Linked DNA regions of Mus musculus: region 1 is linked to region 2. A link is a contact called in ENCODE Hi-C or POLR2A ChIA-PET data. All regions are on one chromosome and are shown on one strand. Each heading gives the region's core, a stretch centred on a gene start or an enhancer-like site at or near the end of the contact. The rest is flanking DNA. Distances are from core to core; before and after follow the strand shown. Region 1 holds the start of Rfwd3 (ring finger and WD repeat domain 3). Region 2 holds the start of Sf3b3 (splicing factor 3b, subunit 3).

What was found. Hi-C counts contacts between places; a loop is a spot of excess contacts on that map. ChIA-PET counts read pairs that join two places held with the same protein, here RNA polymerase II (POLR2A).
Region 1: a map of mouse embryonic stem cell shows a loop between it and region 2 (3-fold over the local background). The contact joins the promoter of Rfwd3 here to the promoter of Sf3b3 in region 2. A Hi-C loop is called at or near these places in 2 of 37 maps with a recorded cell type or tissue (mouse embryonic stem cell and v-Abl transformed pro-B cells). POLR2A ChIA-PET finds 5 or more read pairs at or near these places in 2 of 5 experiments (both embryonic stem cell).

The regions. Positions count from the first base shown.
Region 1 is chr8:111,296,796-111,301,585 of GRCm38, forward strand. It overlaps Rfwd3 (ring finger and WD repeat domain 3), which reads right to left and starts at 3,427. Exons shown (of 13, transcript NM_146218.4): 1 at 3,340-3,427; 2 at 340-847. The coding sequence starts at 3,385.
Region 2 is chr8:110,845,347-110,850,740 of GRCm38, forward strand. It overlaps Sf3b3 (splicing factor 3b, subunit 3), which reads right to left and starts at 1,457. Exons shown (of 26, transcript NM_133953.2): 1 at 1,329-1,457. It overlaps Cog4 (component of oligomeric golgi complex 4), which reads left to right and starts at 1,678. Exons shown (of 19, transcript NM_133973.2): 1 at 1,678-1,863; 2 at 4,522-4,604. The coding sequence starts at 1,705.

The DNA of each region.
Region 1 (4,790 bases), core at 2,177-4,676, 450 kb after region 2:
GAGTTCTAGGTTCAACTGAGACCCCTCCTCAACACCCGTGCATACACAGGCATGCACACAGCTCATATACGCATTTGAAAACATTTTTAATTGAAAACTAAAAGAGGTCAACTATTAAAAGATACTGTTGCTGATAAACTTGCCTCTAGTGTTCAAAGCACGCCATTGAGACCCAACTCAATACTAAATGAAATAAACAAAGCAAGCACTAATTTTATCTGACCTACCAGGATGTGGGAATTCTGAAAAGTTAACCTTGGTGGCACTGGGGATGTGACCAGAATCTGAGCCTGAGAGTGGTACCTCAGAGTGGCATCAATCCCTTAATTCATATTTTACCTGCCATTGTCTTGCCTCTGAGACTCTCCAGCTCTGGCCCTCAAAATGGGTGCCATCCTCCTCCTTGTTCTTATTGGCCCCACACTGTGGTCTGCAGGTGGAGGTCTCAGCAATTCCAGCATGTTATGAAGCCTCTGCAGCCCGCTGATGAAGTTGTTCATTGAAACGGATCTAGCAGCTCCGGCGGTTGGGTTAGCACCAGATCCCTGACTAGGCTCCTCTGAAGTTCCAGGATTGACAACCTCCATATTTTCTTCTGAGGGCTGTACTTCCTCCGTCAAATCAATGGATGCTGGTGGCAGAGGCTGTAGAGTGGGCAGTCCATCTTGGCTGCTGACCACTTCAGCAGGGGCAGGCTGAACATGTGCTCCACCTTGGCTATTGGCCAGTTCAGCAGGGGCAGGCTGGAGAGGTGCCCCATTGCTGACGACTTCAGTTGGAGTAGCTGGTTCTATAGTACCCTCTAATGGTCCCTGAAGATGACTGTATATCACTTCATGATCCATCTCTGGGGATACAGTATTTATAAAACATATTAGTAAAATAGGTTTAAAAAATGTTATGGAGTTGACATGTCTTTCAGAATTTCTGTTTAAGATCTTTTATTAGCAAAACAAGGGTTAAAAATAAAATCCCAATAGTAAAAAATGTTTTGGCAACCAACTCTGAACCATAGAAGATCACCATGAACTCAGGGCCAGCCTGGGCTAAAGAATAAGACTTTATACCCAAAACCAAACCAAACCATTTACAACCATTTTCCTATAAGCACGGTTCCAAAAGAAAAAGGCCAAAATAATAATGAGGCTTAATTATTGGATACAAAAGTAATCCCCCAGAAACCTAGCAACAGTGTCTCCAACTGCATATAGACATTTACCAAAAACAAATATAACACTGTATGTAGCAGGTAACAGTTAACCTTTCATAGCATCAAAAGTGACAAAGGACAAACAGAAATGTCACTTTTTGGTCATGTGGTGCTGGGAGACTGAATGCAGGGCCCTGCACACACTAAGCATATGGCCCACCACCTGGCACCTATCTGCTTTCAGCCAGGCCACAGAAGACATTCTCACAAGCAGACATGTTTGTACTTATAACATTTAAATGTGAGGAAAAACCCGAAAGTGAGACTAGGGGTTGCAGCTTAGCACTAACCTAGCATACACAAGGCCTTTGGATTTATCCCAGCACATATGCAATTGCAACAAAGCCAAGATGGCTGGACTTGGTGACATATTGTAATCCTAGCCCCTAGAGGGTGAAGTCAGAGGCAGGAGAATGGCAAACTGTACTCGCCCGAACTACAATGCAGGTTTCCAAACAGCCTGAGCTATTTAGCAGGGTCTCATTTTAAGAAATAATTTTTAAAAAGATTTATTTATTTTATGAATATGAGTACACTATTGCTGTCTTCAGACACACCAGAAGAAGGGCATCAGATCTCATTAGGGTGGTTGTGAGCCACCATGTGGTTGCTGGGATTTGAACTCAGGACCTTTGGAAGAGCAGTTAGTGGCTCTTAACCACTGAGCCATCTCTCCAGCCCTTAAGAAATAAATTTAATTAACTAAAAAATAAAGTCTAAGATTCATTAGACCTGAGTAATAAATGCAGGTTTTTTTTCTTATTCTAATTTTTAGCACTGTTCAGTATTTTAAAATAAAACTTCCTTCCATGGCATGTCTAGAGAGCAACCAGTTCTGATTTCAACTAGAAGGTAACAGCAGTGAAGTTCACACAGCATCCATTGACTGTCACTGCTGGTGCTAAATAATACTGATCGTGTCTTCCACTTCTCAAAAACACAAGGAAAAAAAGTCCAAAATGATAAACCAAAAGCTACAATCAAGAATATACCAGGAGCTGTTCACTACTAAAACTCTAGCAGACTTCTAGAAAAGAATCTTATCAATTTTAAATTTTTATGCAAAAAAGGTGATAGGCTTTAAAAATTAAGCTCTTCACTACTCAAAAATATGTGAACTGATGCTTTTAATATGGCTCTAAAGTTTAACGACATCCTCACAAGAATTATCTTTTAAAAATAGCTCCCCCCCCCCATACTCCTTGCATATTTCCTCAAAACTGTAATTCCATCATTAGAGAGAGAGAGGAGGATTGCCTCAAGTTTGAGAGCAGTCCGGATTCCAGAGGGGGACTGTCACAAATAAGCATGCCTAAGTTAGGTCTAGATGCACTTAACTGTCCTCTCTGAACAGTGCTTCTTACAGGCTGCTATTTAAAGTTTACAATTTAGTTCCTCAATCACACACACACACACACACACACACACATCCAAAAACAAAACACGTTCCCCAAATCCTGGGCTCGTGCTCGTATGAGCCCCTTCTTTAAGTGACACAAACGCTAGTCCGATGGCCCCGAAAAGTCAGCGGCCCTCAGACCGTGAACTCCACCTCTGCCCCCCACCCTTGCTAAGCTTTGGTTTCGATAAACACAGAAGGCGGGAGCGACGGCTGCCCCAATAAACAGGTCGCCGGGAGCCCGCGGGGATTCAGTCAGACCCGGGTTCGTATCCAGGCTCGCCCTGTTAGTAGCTGCGGAACCAAAGTTAAGTTTCCTAACCTGTCTGCCCACGCCCGCCTCCCCGCAGGAAGAGGAGAATGAAAATATCCTTCGGTCGCAGTTCCGCTGCGGTGATAAAAGTTAAAACAGCGAGCGACAAGGGTCAAAGAGTCAGTCACCGGGGCTCGACCCGCGCGGGAAGCACCCGGAGAACGACTCCGTGGAGGGTCCGCAATCGGTGCGAGCCGAGCCCCGTCTCAGCTCCTCCCGAGCTCTCCCCCACCCCCCATTCCTCAGGAAAGGAGGAGGAAGAAGGTCGAGGTCCTCAGGCCGGACCGAAGGAGACCGCCGAGCTCCCAGCGCGCCCTCCGCCCACCTCGCTGGGCCCCGTGAGCAGCCGCAGAGCAAGGGACCACCACCCGCATCCAGAGGCCCCCAGGGCGGAGAAGAAGCAGGGAGCAGCCTCACCTGAGGGGACCAAGTCGGACGCCTGGCCGACCGCGACTTCGGCCATCGTTACCGCGCATCCCCTACTGCGCACCCGCTCCGCCCGCGCCCAGCAGCTCTTCTGGACCCTGAGGCGCCCCCGCTGGAGCCGCGGCTCGGCGAGCTCCTATTGGCCAGCCACTGCGGACGGCGACCAATCTCTTCTCTTCTTCTTCCGTCGGTCGCCGCCAGCTGAAATAGTGGCGCCCTCATTGGTCAGCCTTTGATACATTTCTGGGCGAGAACCTCCGGCCAAGGCGCCTCCTGCAATTGGTAGTCGTGCGGAGTCCGCCATCTCGCGCCCCTTCCTTTGAACTGTTCGGCGGGAAGAAGCCCTGAGGAAGAGAGTTGGTTTTTTTTTTTTTTTTTTTCCCCTTCCTCTTCTACTGAGAGTGAAAAATGTTAAAAGTGGCCGGGCGGTGATGGCTCACGCCTTTAATCTCAGGGAGGCAGAGGCCAGCCTGGTCTACAAAGTGAGTTCCAGGACAGCCAGGGCTATACAGAGAAACCCTGTCTCGAAAAACCAAAAAAAGAAAAGAAAATAAAGAAAGAAAGAAAATGTTAAAAGTGACTTCCCGGGGGCTGGGGAGATGGCTCAGTGGTTAAGAGCACTGACTGCTCTTTCAGAGGTTCTGAGTTCAAGTCCCAGCAACCACATGGTGGCTCACAACCACCTGTAATGGGATCAGATGCCCTCTTCTGGTGTGTCTGAAGACAGCAACAGTGTACTCATATACATAAAATAAATAAATAATTCTTTAAAAGTGACTTCCCCTGCTTCTTCCTAAGGTTTTATTAAAGAGTTTATCGATGATTTTAAAAGTTTGTCCCCAGAGTTCCAGAGCCTGTAGAGTCTCTCATTGGGTTGAGCAACTTGTCCGCAATGGTCGGAAAAAAAAATTTTTTTTTTAAATCTTGCACAATGTCTTCAACTTGAAAACTACTATGATAAATGGCTTGGAAATATAAATTGTCACGTAAGATTTTCCAAACATGTTTCTGAAGAAGGAAATCTTACTTAAAGGTCTTTAAACAAACAAACAAACAAACAAACAACCCAAAAGCCCTCTTCACAGTGCTGAGGGGATGGCTCAGTGGTTAACATCACTGTAATGCTCTTCCAAAAGTCCTGAGTTCAATTCCCAGGAACATGGTGGTTCACAAACATCAGTGGGATCTGGTGCCCTCTACTGGTGTGTCTGAGGACAGCAACCGTGTACTCATATACAGAAAATAAGTAAGTGCTGGGAACGGAGCCTGGGGACTAGCAGCCAGTTTTCTACCTGTGAGCCACTTCTTCAGTTCCCCGTGTACCGACAGTTATCCTTTCCCTTTTCTTGCTATCAGAACAAGCTGCTGCTGGTGTCCCGAGTGGCTAAAATAAGGAGAAAGGATTTTTGTTTGTTTGTTTGTTTGTTTGTTTTTCGATACAG
Region 2 (5,394 bases), core at 207-2,706:
ATGAGAACCTACAGTTAGCTGTAGTTCAAGGGTCTACACATCCACATTATTCAAGGCTCTAAAAACCTCAGATTCATTTCCCAGAGACCCCATTCTCTCTCTGGGTTATAAATCTTACCAAACTTACATCTTTCCATATGCTTATATATGTGCATGTTCAAGAACATATATTTATTGCATATTTTATGTGCTGTCTTTAACCAAAGGATGAATTTTTTTGAGAAACCAACAAGACAGCTTTCTGCTACAGATACCGAGAATCTTACTCAATGCCTACACTATAATTCAGTTAGCGAAACTGTTAACGCTACATATAAGCAAATGAAGTTATACCTCTAAGATTTAGTCCTAAAATACCTAATAAACTAATATCTCTAAGGCTTATCCCTAAAGGTTGAACTGGCACTGGCAGCTTGAGGGTAGAGGACCTCACAATTTACAAGGCTGTCACGGATGAGTTCCGGCTGCACCATAAGCAGCGAACGTGATGTTATGACTTTGGACATTTGCTTTAACAGGGGGGAAGATGGTACCTTGCCTCGTAAGGCTCTGTATGCAGAATTTCGTGTTTGAGGCTACGAGAAGGAAACCTATGGCCTTGGGCAAGTGCTCTCTACCATTAGGTTTGGAGGATTAAAATGAGCACCTACTCACTCAACACCAAAACAAACGGATCTCCTGGCTTACTGAAGAGGTGCTTCCTGGAGGAATATCCGGTATCAGGTAACCGTAACAGCCAAACCGTGGAAAGCTTCCTCCCCCGCCTCTGCCTATAATCTCCGGTTCCACCATCACCTCCTTTTTATCTTGCACAGTCTTCAAATGGGTACTATTAGCCTTCGGGTTTTTTTTTTCTTTCTTTTACAGTAAACAGAGGTTCAGAGGAGAAACAACATTTTGCCTAACTACCAAATGCACAAGTTCAAACCAGATCCCCGGCTCCCGGGCGGTTTCTGATAGTTGCACATTTTGAACAAACAGAATTTTTACCCCTTGCTGATTGAATAGTCTTTCAATCTCGAGTCTTCCTATGCAGCCTCGGTGGGACTCCCACTTCCTCAACCTCCCCCGCGTGGTGGAAATACACGAGTGTGCCACCACGTTAAACTCGCAAGCCTTAAAGGACTCGTTCCCACTCTGAAGACACAAGTGGGCGAAGAGTCCACGAGGCCATTTGCCCACGGCAAGCATTTCCCTAACCTCACGCCTACCGAACCTCTCGGGCCTAAAACTGCCCCTGCGGCTCCGGCCGAGGTGCCGGGCAGCTCTCTCCTATGAGCGCTCTCCACTTCCTCCGCGACAGAGAAGCTGGGAGGCCACTTCTTTACCCTGCTGCAAGAAGGATGGCTTCGGTACCCGACGGATGCTGAATCGCTTCAAGGCCTAAGCCACCGCCACTGCCGATCCGCCGGCGTCCGCCATTAGCCTTCAAGACGGGCCTTCGGGTGCCGCGCGACGGGAAAAAGGTATCTAGCCCCCGCCTGATAAATAGATGTAAATTTGGGATGTTTTCATCTTGCACCTGAAGACTAATGAGTTATCTAAAATTTATACGTTACGGTAAGTTTTCTGTAAAATAGAAGGTTAGTTTTAAAAATAGACTTCCAATGGTTTTGATCGGGCATATCTGTGGGCAGCCCCAAAGGTCACCGCGCCAACGCAGAGGGGACCTCGCAAGCCCGGAAGCGCCCACCGGGAGCCAAGATGGCGGAGGTGGAGTCTCCGCTGAAATTGTCAGGAGCTCCTCCGCCACCGGAGGGGGTGGGAGGAGGACACTGCTCCGAAATCTCCACCGAGCTCATTCGCTCTCTGACAGAGCTGCAGGAGCTGGAAGCTGTGTACGAACGACTCTGTGGCGAGGAGGTGGGGAGCTGAACCTCCTTTTTCCTGGAGGATCCGGTGGCAGAGGGCATCACGGGTGTCGATCGCTTTACCAGGGAAAACGAGAAAGCAGCTTCCCAAGAGGCTTTAATGTAGTTGGGCATTTGGGTACACCTGTCAGTTCTACTCAAGCTTATTTGACCTGTTACCTGGACTACTTCCTTGGTCTGCCTCCGTATTGATTTCCCTGACGAGTAAAACTGGAAGTGGTGTGTGTGTGTGCGCGTACATGTATGTATTACATGCACACATACATATGTGTATACCGAATTGGCTTGACTTCAGAATAAGAATTGCTTTGGCTTGGGAAGTGAAAAGTTACGAAAGTTTCTTCTCGACTCATTTAAAGGAGAAGTTCCTTTCTATTTAGCTTGAAGGTCTAAGACTTTTTCTCTTGGAAGAAATGATTATGTGTGTATTTTTAGCATTTCAGTTAAGTGTAGGCATTTGGATGTTTTCTTATTTTGAGACGGCCTCGGTGTTGCCCATATTGTCTTCAAATTGGCTACCTTCCTAGAGCAACCTCTCAAGCTACTGGCATTATAGGCGAGCTCACAACTCCCTAGAAGTTTGAAATCTCCCTGTTAGGACTTTGAAGTTTTAAGACTAAGGCGCAGCTGTCTGGTCTCGGACAAGTGATTTCATCTCTTGTACCTCGGATGTGTGGTCAATCAAGTAACAGGTGTGGAAAGGATTCGGCTTCCTTTCTATTAATAGCATGCTATATCTCTTTATATACGTTTGTTTCTTTTCCATGGCAGTCTGGTGCTGTCAGTTCGTGGATGGATTCCTTGCAAGTCAGAAGATGTAACCTCTCACCTAAAAACCTTGGCAGCTGTTTTTCCCAGGGAACTTTTTTTTTTTTTCTTTTTAGATAGGCTCTAACTATCTAGCCCTACCTGGCCTGCAACTCACTATGTAGACCAGGCTTGCAGTGAACTCAGTAATCTGCCTGCCGCTGTCACTCAAGTGCTGGGATTAATGTCATGCAGCTCTCAAAGCGCTCTGAATAGAGGAAAAGAGAGTTGTTACTACCTTTGAATGTTTTCAAGTACTGCCTTGCATCTGCTCCAGCAGTTCCCACACAAGTAGTGGTTTAAAGTTGAGTGCTCTTGACTTAACATTCCTAAGTCTATATTCTTTGAAGCAATTAATACATTGGGGAAATTTTTGCGGTCTTATAAAATGTAGTAGCGTTGGCTTTGTGTTTGTTTTTAATGACTGCAAATTTTCCTCTGCATCCGTCTTAAGACTGCCTTTATTAAACTATTTAGCTAAGACTGTGGAACTGTTTTCTGCACACTGTGTTATGTGCCTTTATTATCCTGTTTTATTTGCACAGAAATCCTATAAGGTACATATTGAAATCCGATGAGGTACATATTGCTCTCCTTACTTCATAGGAAAAAAAAACCAGAAATTGAGCTAAATATGCTGTATACCTGTAATCCCAGCATGCAAGAGGCTGAAGCAATAGGATCTAAAATTCATGAACTACACAAAACTCCTGTCTCAAAGGTGCATAAATTGAGGTAGCACAATAAATAAATAGCTTCACTGGCGTAGAAATATAATCACCCCCTCTGAACACTAAGTATGCAGAAAGAAGGGATTAAAAAAAAAGAAATTTATGGTCTCTTTGGCAATTTCATTTCTTTAGCTACTATATTTTATTTTGTTCCTTTTAAAAGTGTATGTGTATGAGGAAGCAAGTGTGTCATAGCACAAGTGTAGAAGTTGGGGGACAACTTCAAAATTGCTGTGTGAATGCAGACGATCAAATTCTAGTCATCAGACTTGGAGGGAGGAGTCCTCCTCCAGTCCTTGTTTTGATTCTGAGACAGGATCTCAAATTGCCTACATGGTCAAAACTGGCATTTACTTCTGTTCCTCCTGCCCGCCTCCTGAATGTGGAATAACAAGGGAACATCACACATCTGGATGAGCCACTACATTTTATAGCGTCATTGTTTAGAACACTGCACAAGTGTTGAATATTTATTTGTTTCCATTGTGTTAGTCATCTGCTAGATAGAATAAGATATACTGAAAAACAAACGGGGGGGGGGGGGGGGCGTTATGCACATGCATAATCCTAGCACTTGAAGAGAAAGGAAAGAAGAATTCAAGGTCATCCCATGTTTCAGAACAAGTGAGAAACCATCCTGAGTTACAGGGGACCTTGCATCAAAACAAGCATGAGAAAAAGTACACAGCCAATTATTTAGTCCAACAAAACCAAAGCAGCATTGAAGTCCAAAGGGACTGTAGTGGGAGGGAAAAATTTTTGAATTGAAATTCACCTTTTAGCTGTGTTGAGTTATATAAATGTATTTGTTATAAGTTTGTTTGTTGTCTTGAGATAGGGTCTCTATGTAGTACTTGTTGTCCTAAATATGTATGCAAGACTGGCTTCAAACACAGAGGTCCAGATGCCTCCTCCTAATGCTGGCATGTAAGATTTATGTTATTTCACCTGGCTTAATTTAGATAACTCTTAAAGTTCTTTCTACCTAGGGGTAGAGATGGAGTGTAATATTTAAACACTTGCCTAGCATGTACAAGATCTTGAGTTTAATCCCCTAGTCACTTAAAAAGGAAATTACTTATATCCCTTCTGATGGTGTTTGTCTGTTTCAGAAAGCGGTGGAGAAAGAACTGGATGCTCTTTTGGAACAGCAGAACACCATTGAAAGTAAGATGGTCACTCTCCACAGGATGGGGTGAGTATGTACCACAGCAAAAGTTGTACATTCCAGTAGGACCACAGGATAAAGTTAGTTTTCCTAGCCCCATAGTCCAGTCTCTTGGGAAGCTAAGGTGGGAAGCTTGCTGCAAGTTCGAGGCCAGCCTTGGTTATAGAGCAAGGTACTGTCACAAGAAAGGAAAAAAAAGGATTCTTTTTTCTAACAGTGTTTTATTACCTGATAGGCATTTAAAATGGAAAGGAACAGTAGCTCACAGTAAGCACCTAAGGATATACACTTTGAGAGTTATCAACAGGTCCTTGGAACTGTGAATGGTGGCTCAGATCTTTAATCAACCCTTGGAGGGAGAGATAGAATTATCAGGAGTTCAAGGCCAGCCTGGAACACATGAGACCCTGTCTAAAAAAGGAAAAAAAAACTTTGGCTTTAGACTCCAACCAGGCACGGTGCTACACAACTTAGGAAGTAGGGGCAGGTGGATGTGGGGCTCAAGGCTAACTGTAGCTACATAGTGAACTAAGAAGCTAAACTTGGCTATTTCTAGCCTTCTCAAAAAACAAATCAAAAATAATCTCCTTGACCCACTTGGAACCTTAATAGAAATATGAATTGTGGCTGGGCAGTGGTGGCGTACACCTTTAATCCTAGCATTGGGGAAGCAGAGGCAGGTGGATCTCTGAGTCTAAGTCAACGTAGACTACGAAGAGTGAGTTTCAGAGAAGCCCTATCTAAAATAAACAAAAACAAAACAACCAAAAAAATATATATAAAAGAAAAGGAATGCAAATTCTGGAACCCTCACCCT